Linked DNA regions of Homo sapiens: region 2 is linked to region 1. Evidence: read pairs that join two places in POLR2A ChIA-PET (ENCODE). Cell type or tissue: HepG2. All regions are shown on one strand. Each heading gives the region's core, and the rest is flanking DNA. Links, peaks and the distances in the headings are about the cores only.

Region 1 (5,375 bases), core at 17-5,016:
CTTCCCCCAGCCTCACAGGGGTTTCCTTAGAGTCACTGCCCCCACAAATAGCCTCTCAGAGTAAAAGTTTCCCCCATGGCAAGTTTGCCTCCTCAGCTTCCTTACCTCCGAACAGGAGAAATTATTTGCCACTCCCTCTCAGAGTATGTGGACTCCATGTAGGAAGTGCTGGATATCAGAAAGGGAGAGAAAATCAGACACAATCTCATGTGAATTGTTCTCCCTTGAGACAGTTTTTCCTCTTTGGAGAGAAAGCATGGAAGTTTTCTTTATTTGAGATTTCTCCTTTAGAAAAAAAAAAAAGGAAGACTGGATGTGGTGGCTCATGCCTGTAGTCCCAGCACTTTGGAAGGCCAAGGGGAGAGAATCACTTGAGCCCATGAGTTTGAGACCAGTCTGAGCAACATAGAGAGACCCCATCTCTACAAAAAAAATAAAATAAAACAATTAGTCAGGTGTGGTGGCATGTGCCTGTAGTCCCAAGCTATTTCGGATGCTGAGGTGGGAGGATAACTCGAGCCCAGGAGGAGGTTGAGGCTGCAGTCAGCTGTGATCACGCCACTGCACTCCAGCCCGGGCCAGAGAGTGAGACCTTGTCAAGAAAGAAACAAAGAAAGAAAAGGAAGGAAGGAAGGAAGGGAGGGAGGGAGAGAGGGAGGGAGGGAGGGAAGGAAATGAGACCTTTAGAGGCCGAAGCAAGAGGATTGCATGAGGCCAGGAGTTCAAGACTAGCCTGGACAGCATAGCAAGATCCTATCTCTATTTTTTTTTTTTTTGAGACGGAGTCTCGCTCTGTCACCCAGGCTGGAGTACAGTGGCGCGATCTCGGCTCACTGCAAGCTCCACCTCCCGGGTTCACGCTGTTCTCCTGCCTCAGCCTCCCGAGTAGCTGGGACAATAGGCGCCCGCCACCACGCCCGGCTAATTTTTTTTTGTATTTTTAGTAGAGACGGGGTTTCACTGTGTTAGCCAGGATGGTCTCAATCTCCTGACCTCGTGATCTGCCCGCCTCGGCCTCCCAAAGAGCTGGGATTACAGGTGTGAGCAACCGCGCCCGGCCTCCCATCTCTATTTTTAAAAAATTGAAAGAAAGAAAGGAGAGAGTAAGTATTCCTTTCCACCACACTTAGTAATCCCTGAGAGAGAGCTTCCTCTCCCTTAAAAGAGGAACATTCCTTTCCTACAAGAAATTTCCTTTCCCCTTAGAAACTGACATTATGTTCCATCAGAGGAGAGGTCCCCACCCCCTCACGGTGAGAGAGATTCCTTTTCTTATCGAAATCCATCCTTTTCACCCACAACAATACAACAAACACATCCCCTCTCCATACAACATGCCATCAGGAGAAAGATTTTCTTTTTAAAATTCCATCCTGGTCCTGGTCGGAAGCAGGGAACCTCATGCCCTCTCCACATTGAGAAATGCTAACCCCCACCATCACATCAGAAATGTAGTTTCTCTTCAAAGATTCTACCAATCCCCCTTGGAAAGAGGCTCCAACTCTATATCAAGGCTTTCCTCTCCAGGGGGCAGTGGTGGGACAATAAAGCTATCAGGCTGGGTGTTACAGCCCAAGTGGGGGACACAGGATTCTTGGGTCCCATGAACCAGGTAGGAACAGGCCCAAGGAACCTTGAGGGGAGCTGGTGGACACAATGTCTCAGGGAGGTAGGAGGCAGAGTTAGACTGACTCCAAGACTGACTTTTCAAATCAGGCTCTGTCACAAGAGTATAAGAGAGAGACACAGAGGCAAATGAGGCATGCTCTCTGCCACGCAGTAGAAATTCAATGTGCTGAGTGACCTGGGTTATGAAGAGGACACTGGAATTAGGAGACCTCGTTCTCCACTGATGAGCTCTGTCCCCTTGGACACGTGATATTTACCCTCTCCAGGTCTGTTTCCTCATCTCCAATAGAGAGTTAATAATAACCTCTCTACCTCTTTCACAGAACTTTTTTGAGAATCAGACAAGATGTGTTCAAAAGCTGGTTATGAACTAACGGTAAAGTAAGGTAAGATAGTATCATAAGCACTGAGACCATGGCCTTACGACATGCTAGAATTCTCAATGAGCCAGAAAGGAGTGAGGCTGGTTCAGGTAGGCTGAAGCTAGTTAAAACAATTTGGCAATAATAGTGTTGGCTCCCCCAGGGAGTGGACACCAGTCCAAACAGCAAAGTCCAAGAGAGGTTGCAAACCTGAGCATGATTCATTTAAGGGTCAATATTCAAGGGGTCTGATCAGGGGGCAGAAAAGGCATAGTAACAGGAAGCTCTTGCATGCTGTATCTCATGGAACTGGTCCTTTTAGGAATGTCTATGATCTTTTAGAGGTGTCTATGCACAGAGATGCCAGGAGCTGGGGGGCAAAGGAACAGAGGCAGATGAACTAGGAGAGTAATCAAGGCCTCCAGCCAGCTGAGTTGGGGTTTGAAAGCAAGCTGTGGTATCCATAGAGAATTGGCATGGCAACCACAAACTGGTTCAGATGTTCAATCAGATAGCCTGGGTGCACACAGTGGGGGCTAGAGGGGAATGCTTGCTCCATTTACTGATTCCAAAGTACTTAAATGCCAGACCTGGCCTATGGTGCAGAAGGGGCTACACAATCGTACCAAGCTAAGCTCCTGTTGATTCCTGGAGTAGGCCAGGGAGAATGTACAGGGTCAAATGGAAAATGGATTGGGACATTCCAGCAAGGGGCAAATAAAACAGACAAAAAATACCCTACAGATATGACAGGAATTGGCTGGGCACAGTGGCTGTTGCCTGTAATCCCAGCAATTTGGGAAGCCAAAGCAGGCAGATCACTTGAAGCCAGGAGTTCGAGACCATCCTGGCCAACATGGTGAAACACTGTCTCTACTAAAAATACAAAAATTAGCCAGGCGTGGTGGCACATGCCCATAGTCCCAGCTACTCAGGAGGCTGAGGTGGGAGAATTGCTTGAATCCGGGAGGTGGAGGTTGCAGTGAGCCGAGATCGCGCCACTGCACTCCAGCCTGAGTGACAGAGTGAGTGAGACTCCATCACAAAAAAAAAAAAAAAAAAAAAAAAAAGCCAGGCACGGTGGCTCACGCCTGTAATCCCAGCACTTTGGGAGGCCGAGGCAGGTGGATCACTTGAGGTCAGGAGTTTGAGACCAGCCTGGCCAACATGGTGAAACCCCGTCTCTACCAAAAATACAAAAATTAGCCCCGTGTGGTGGCGCACGCCTGTAATCTCAGCTACTTGGGAGGCTGAGGCATAAGAATCGCTTGAACCTGGGAGGCAGAGGTTGCAATGAGCCGAGATCATGCCACTGCACTCCAGCCTGGGTGACAGAGCGACTCTGTCTCAAAAAAAAAAAAAAGGTATGACGGGGGTGATACCTTCAAACTTGTGTGTTTGGAAGGTCAGCCAGCAGCTGCATGGAGACTGGATTGGGGATTGAAGACTGAGACAGATTGACCAGGTACTGCCAGGTGCAGTGGCACACCTGTGGTCCCACCTACTTGGGAGGCTGAGGTGGAAGGATTCCTTGAACCCAAGACTTTGAGACCAGTCTGGTCAACATAGTGAGACCCTGTCTCTAAAAAAAAAGACCAGTTATGGAGCTGTTGCAATAGCCCAAGTGGCGCCTGTAGGACTAGGACAGTGGCAGAGGAATATGAAGAGGAGACAGGTGTGAGAGACATTTTGGATGTAGAACCTACAACAGGACTTCATGTCTGAGTTGTGGGGTGTGGAAGAGCCAAAGGTAATTTGAGGTTTCCTTTCCCTCCTTTGACTGGAAAGCTCCTAATCATTCAAAACTCATCTCAAACGTCGTTTCCTCTGTGAAGCCATCAACTCTTCTTTCCCCGCTGATCAAGTCCCTTGGAGAGACTCTCCAATTCAGACCTCCACTCTGAATTCCCACAATATGACTGTGGTGTATGTGATAAGAGCGCTTATCACATTATATGGTGCCAGGTGCGGTGACTCACACTTGTAATCCTAGCTGCTCAAGAAGATGAGGTGGGAGGATTGCTTGGAGACCAGCCTGGACTACACAGTGAGACCCCATCTCTAAAAAATACCACCACCACCACCACCACCACACACACACAAAAAAGAAAAGCACACAGGCCAGGCACAGTGGCTCACGCCTGTAATCCCAGCACTTTGGGAGGCTGAAGCAGGCGGATCTGTTGAGGCCAGGAGTTCAAGACCAGCCTGGTCAATATGGCAAAACCCTGTCTCTATTAAAAATACAAAAATCAGGCAGGCGTGGTGGTGGGCGCCTGTAGTCCCACCTACTCAGGAGGCTGAGGCAGGAGAATCAGTTGAACCTGGGAGGCAGAGGCTGCAGTAAGCCGAGATCGTGCCACTGTACTCCAGCCTGGGTGACAGAGTGAGACTCTGAAAAAAAGGAAGGAAGGAAGGAAGGAGGGAGGGAGGGAGGGAGGGAGGAAGGAAAGAAAGATTAGCTCATAAAATCTGTCTTAAAAAAAGAAAGAGGCCAGGTGCGGTGGCTCACGTCTGTAATCCCAGCACTTTGGGAGGCCTAGGCAGGTGGATCTCTTGAGGCCAGGAATTGGAGACCAGCCTGGCCAACATGGCGAAACCCTGTCTCTATTAAAAATAGAAAAATCAGCTGGGCCTGGTGGCACTCGCCTGTCATCCCAGCTACTTGGGAGGCTGAAGCAGGAGAATTGCTTGAACCCAGGAGGGGGAGGTTGCAGTGAACTGAGATCATGCTATTGTGCTCCAGCCTGGCTGACAGAGCAAGACTCCATCAGAAAGAAAGAAAGAAAGAAAGAGAGGAAGGAAGGAAGGAAGGAAGGAAGGAAGGAAGGAAGGAAGGAAGGAAGGAGAAGGGGAAGGGGAAGGGGAAGGAAGAGGGGGAAGGGGGAAGGGGGGAAGGGAGGGAGGAAAAGAAAGAAACTATTGTGTGGTAATCACTTGCATAAGCTTAACACATAGTAGGTGCTTAGTAGCCTGTGGGATTCAGGGCAGCGGGGAGGAAGACATATGCATGTGCAAAGATTCAGAGTCGTGAGAGAGTAGAATGTGTTCACTGTGACTAGAGCAGAAAATGCATGGGATGGGGAGTGGGGTGGTTGCAGTAGGAGGTGAGACTGGCAAAGCAGGTCGGGGCTGGTCAGTGAAAAGTCTCATAGAAATGCATGCAGGTTTGCACAGGAGTCTGGACTCCAGTATCACGTGTAGAAGCCCTTCTGACATAAAAGTTAAGCCCCTACTAGACTAACAGGCAATTCTGTACTCATGATCATGGATGGACTGTAGAGGTCTTCAGGAGATCCAGATCAGGGCAGACCTTTGCACAAACAGATGTGTTAAAGTTGACAGTGAACTATGGAAGAAAGACCAGAATTATTTGAAAGTGGA
Region 2 (5,375 bases), core at 95-5,094, 120 kb after region 1:
GGGCTTGTGGAAAGCATACTCTGAAAGCCACGTTTCTTCTTTTTCTTTTTGAGACAGGGTCTCCATCTGTCATCCAGGCTGGAGTCCAATGGTGTGATCATAGCTCACTGCAGCCTCGATCTCCCAGGCTCAAGCAATCCTCCCACCTCAGCATCCCAAGTAGCTGGGACTACAGGTACGTGCCACCACGCCTGGCTAATTTTTTTTTATTTTTAGTGAGACAAAGTCTCACTATATTGCCCAGGCTGGCCTCAAACTTCTGAGCTCAAGGAATCCTCCCACCTCAGCCTCCCAAAATGCTGGGATTACAGGCATGAGCCACACACCCGGCTCACTTTTCTTTATTCTGACCAAAATGAGGTGTTGTGTTTGTTTTTGCCTATGATATGGGCCTAATGTAGACCTTAGCTAATGAGACAACAGAATGGGGGATGTCTCTATTTCCCCAAATCCTCAAGGTGAGAAATAAATTGATTCTCAATTTTTTTTCTGTAACCAAATATATATGATTATTTAATGCCCTTTCCTCTGTGCTCTGACACTTAAAGAAGTCACTGCTATAAGAATTAGGTCTGAAATTAGGGCAGTAGTTAAGAACCTACAGAAAGTAGAGTACTTCGGGACCTAAATTGAGGGCAAGGCATTGATGGGGTATTAATATGGGGGTATAAATATAGGAACTCATAATAAACAAGCTTCTTGGAGATCATCTCTGCCATATCATTTACTGTGAAATACTGATTCATGAAGAAATGGATGAGTATGGTGGCATTAAGACCTGTAGTTTTACTCACATAAGGTTGAAGGGGATGAGACTCCTGGTTTATCTAGCATTGTAACCATATTACAGAATTTTTGCCTTCTCCAGTAGTAGAATAGTAGAATTATTAAGAAGACATAGTAGCTTCTAACACTTAATGAGTACTGGCTATGTGAGAGAGACTAATAAGTACTACGCATGCCTTCTTTCATTTAACCCTCAGGTTAAAAATTTTCTCTGGCTGGGTGCGGTGGCTCATGCCTGTGATCCCAGCACTTTGAGAGGCAGAGGCGGGTGGATCACTTGAGGCTAGGAGTTCAAGACCAGCCTGGTCAACATGGTGAAACCCTGTCTCTACTAAAAATGCAAAAATTAGCTGGGCGTGGTGGCACATGCCTATAATTCCAGCTACTCGGGAGGCTGAGGCACAAAAATCGTTTGAACCCAGGAGGCAGAGGCTGCAGTAAGCTGAGATGCACCCCTGCACTCTAGCCCGGGTGACAGAGCAAGACTCTGCCAAAAAAAAAAAAAAAAAAAAAAAAAAAACGACAAAACTTTCCCAAGTTCACAAAGATTAGAGGGAGAACTGGGTTTTGCCTCCTGACTTCAGAGCCCAGACTCTTAACCATTTCTTTTTTCTTTCTTTCTTTTTTTTTGAGACAAGAGTCTTGCTCTGTCACCCAGGCTGGAATGCAATGGTGTGACCTTGGCTCAATGCAACCTCTGCCTCCTGGGCTCAAGCAATTCTCCTGCCTCAGCCTCCTGAGTAGCTGGAATTACAGGTATGTGCCACCGCGTATGGCTAATTTTTGTATTTTTAGTAGAGATGGGGTTTTGCCATGTTGGCCAGGCCGGCCTCGAACTCCTGACCTCAGGTGATCTGCCCGCCTCCGCCTCCTAAAGTGCTGGGAATACAGGCGTGAGCCACCGCGCCTAGCCCTCTTAACCATTTCTCTAGCTGAGTGTGACTTGTCTGCCTTTCTCTCCAGTATTGTGATGTCTCTGTTTTTCAGGAATGGAGGTTCCTCTGCTGGCTCTATAGCCAGAGACCCAAAGTGACAGCCATGTTTCTTGATTCAACCCTGGAAACCTTCTATGATAATTTTTAAAAATTACTAACCATTTATTGAGCACCTACAATATTTTAGTACCTTTGATACAGTAGATCCAGACCTTATGATAACGGTGTAACACAAATACCTATGTGGATGAATGGTTTTTAATCTTTTTGAGCTCACCCAAAGATTAAAAAGCCTTCTGTGAGATACTGGTGACAGCTCTGGACCTTCTTTCCAGAAAAATTCACTTATGCACATATACATAGTATTGTACACAACTTCAGAAGAGGCTTCTAGGACCTACCGAAGCCCATCCTCTAGTAGTCCACAGACTCCAGGGTAAGAACTCTTGACTTATACAACCCTTTGTAGCTGACTCTTGTATGGCATTAAGGGTATAGAGAGTGTGGGGGGCATCTTATCTTCCTCATCTTCTCCTCAGAGAGAAATGTTTAGAATAGCTCCCTACATTAACCAAGCATCTCTGAATATTCTTTCTGTCTCTCTTGTACATAGGACTACAAGGGAAGAATGCAGACAATCAAATGTGTGGTTGTAGGAGATGAGGCTATAGGTAAAACCTGCCTCCTCATCAGTTATACAACAAATGTCTTTCCTGAGGAGTATATCCCCCCACTGTCTTTGACAACTATAGCGTCCAGACATCCGTGGATGGGCAAATCATTAGCCTGAACACGTGGGACACTGCTGGCCAAGAGGAGTATGATGACTGCGAACACTCTCCTAACCCCAGACCAGTATCTTTGTTATTTGTTTTTCCACTGGGAACCCATCCTCTTATGCCAATGTGAGGCATAAGTGGCACCCAGAGGTCTCCCATCATTGCCCCAATGTGCCTGTTCTGCTGGTAGGCACCAAGAGGGACCTGTGGAGTAACCTTGAGACAGTGAAGAAGCTGAAGGAGCAGAGCCTAGTACCCACGACTCCCCAGCAAGGCACTTCCCTGGCTAAGCAGTTGGGGGCTGTGAAGTATCTGGAATATTCGGCCCTGATGCAGGATGGGGTGCATGAGGTATTTTTAGAAGCTGTCCGGGCTGTGCTTTACCCTGCTACAAAGAACACCAAGAAGTACATCCTCTTATAGCTTCTAGGTGCTACTTGGGGACTGCAACTAAGAAGTATAAGGGTGATATTCCTTTGTCAGCAGTTAAAGAGTGCCAGCATGGGCTATTGCAGAAACCCTAGACTGCAGGATATTCAGCTCTTGGAGGAACAAAGACAGACTTGTTTGTACATGGCTGCTTTGAAGTTTGGTCTGACCTTTTGGAGGAAGGTGTGTGTGTGTGTGTGTGTGTGTGTGTGTGTGTGTGTGTGTGTGTGTGTGTGTGTGTGTCTCCCTTGTCAAAGTGGTAAGAGGAGGTGCCACTCAGTGCTGTTCTTTTCTCTCCTGGCCAGGCAATGACTAAGCAGAGCAGCTTAGGACTGTTCATTGTAGACTTTTGCTTGTCTGCTTTTAAATCTAATTGGAGCTTTCCTTGCTATATTTACCACTGAGCAAGTGCCTCATGGAAGGACAAGTTTATCCGGTTTTATTTATTATTATTATTATTGTTATTATTATTTTTTTGAGATGGAGTTTCTTTCTTGTCACCCAGGCTGGAGTGCAATGACGCCATCTCGGCTCACTGCAACCTCCACCTCCCAGGTTCAAGCGATTTTCCTGCCTCAGTCTCCTGAGTAGCTGGGATTACAGGCGCCCGCCACCATGCCCGGCTAATTCTTTTGTATTTTTAGTAGAGACAGGGTTTCACCATGTTGGCCAGGCTGGTCTTGAACTCCTGACCTCAGGTGATCCACCCACCTCAGCCTCCCAAAGTGCTGGGATTACAGGTGTAAGCCACCGTGCCCAGCTTATTTTTACTATTTTTTTGAGAGAGAATCTCACTCTGTCACCCAGGCTGGAGTGCAGTGGCACGATCTTGGCTGACTGCAACCTCCGCCTCCTAAGTTTCAAGCAATTCTCCTGCCTCCTGCCTCAGCCTCCTGAGTATCTGGGACCATAGGCACGCACTACCACACCTGGCTAATTTTTGTATTTTTAGTAGAGACGGAGTCTCACCATGTTGGCCAGGCTGGTCTCAAATTCCTGACCTCAGGTGATCCGCCTGCCTCTGCCTCCCAAAGTGCTGGGATTATAGGTGTGAGCCACCATGCCCGGCCGGTTATCCAGTTTTTAAATCTCATTGCTTTAAACTTTCTCATATATGAATTTTTTTTTTCGGTTATTGAGACAGAGTCTCGCTTTGTCATCCATGGAGGCTGGACTGCAGTGGCAGTGGCATGAACATGGCTCACTGCCATCTTGACCTCCCAGGCTCAAGGGATCCTCTTGCCTCAGCCCCCCAAGTAGCTGGGACCATGAGTGCGTGTCACCATGTCTGGTTAATTTTTGTATTTTTGTAGAGATGGTGTTTCACCATGTTGCCCAGGCTGGTCTTGAACTCCTGAGCTCAAGTGATCCTCCCATCTTGGCCTCCCAAAGTACTGGGATTACAGGTGTGAGCTACCGTGCCTGGCCGACTAATTTTTGAAAACCATATTATGGGCCAGGTGCAGTGGCTCACGCAGGTAATCCCAGCACTTTGGGAGGCCAAGGCAGGCAGATCACGAGGTCAGGAGATCGAGACCATCCTAATACGGTGAAACCCCGTCTCTACTGAAAATACAAAAAAAATTAGCTGGGCGTGGTGGCGGGTGCCTGTAGTCCCAGCTACTCCAGAGGCTGAGGCAGGAGAATGGCGTGAGCCTGGGAGGCGGAGCTTGCAGTGAGCTGAGATAGCGCCACTGCACTCCAGCCTGGGCAACAGAGTGACACTCTGTGTCAAAAAAATAAATAAATAAATAAATAAATAAATAAAACCATATTATGTGTAATTCCTGGGTGTTCCCAGTGTTGACATGTTTCTCCCATTCTTGAGATGAGACATGTTCACAAAAATGGTTTAGGAGCATTTTTTAAAGTTCTGTGAGTTGGTAATAGATGTTCCTTATAAGAGTTCTGTGAGAAGAACAGAACTCTGTTCTTCCTACTGGGGATTAAAAAAAAAAAAAAAGGAAAAAACGGTTCTGTCATCAAATAAGCTCAAGAACCAGCAATTTAAAATAGTGCTGAGCGCGGTTGCTCATGCCTATAATCCCAGCACTTCGAGATGCCAAAGCGTGTGGATGGCTTGAGCTCAGGAGTTTTAGACCAACCTGGGCAACATGGCGAAACTGTCTCTACAAAATATGTGAATATTAGCCAGGTGTGGTGGTGTGCGCCTGTAGTCCCAGCTACTGGAGGGGCTGAGGTGGGAGGATCACTTGATCCCGGGAGGTTGAGGCTGCTGTGAGCTGGGTTTGTACCACTGTACTCCAGCCTGGGTGACAAAGAGAGGCTCTATCTCAAAAATAAACAAATAAATAAATAAAACTGAACAGGTTCTTTAATGGCAAGATTTTATAACTTAATATGATGTATGTAACATTTCTCAAACTTATTTCACCACTGAATTTTTTTGTTGGTCCCATGCAACACCTATTAATATGTTTGGTGA

What was found. Peaks named below come from ENCODE experiments on the same cell type or tissue, not always from the same donor. Only the 100,000 strongest peaks of a DNase experiment are listed, where the experiment ranks them.
Region 2: POLR2A ChIA-PET joins it to region 1 with 14 read pairs; 6 of 35 experiments call an interaction of 5 or more read pairs at or near these places.

What each region holds. Positions count from the first base shown.
Region 1 is chrX:71,226,051-71,231,425 of GRCh38, forward strand. No RefSeq gene overlaps it. Among named protein-coding and RNA genes, the nearest start is that of GJB1, 5.5 kb to the left of the region's middle. In HepG2, for the core only: a CTCF peak has its summit at 1,525 (motif pointing right); DNase peaks (open chromatin) are centred at 1,861 and 2,231.
Region 2 is chrX:71,350,069-71,355,443 of GRCh38, forward strand. It overlaps LOC124905198 (a long non-coding RNA gene), which reads left to right. Exons shown (of 3, transcript XR_007068263.1): 2 at 58-175. It also overlaps the pseudogene RHOG2P. Among named protein-coding and RNA genes, the nearest start is that of TAF1, 14 kb to the right of the region's middle. In HepG2, for the core only: no CTCF peak of the experiment used is centred there; a DNase peak (open chromatin) is centred at 3,113.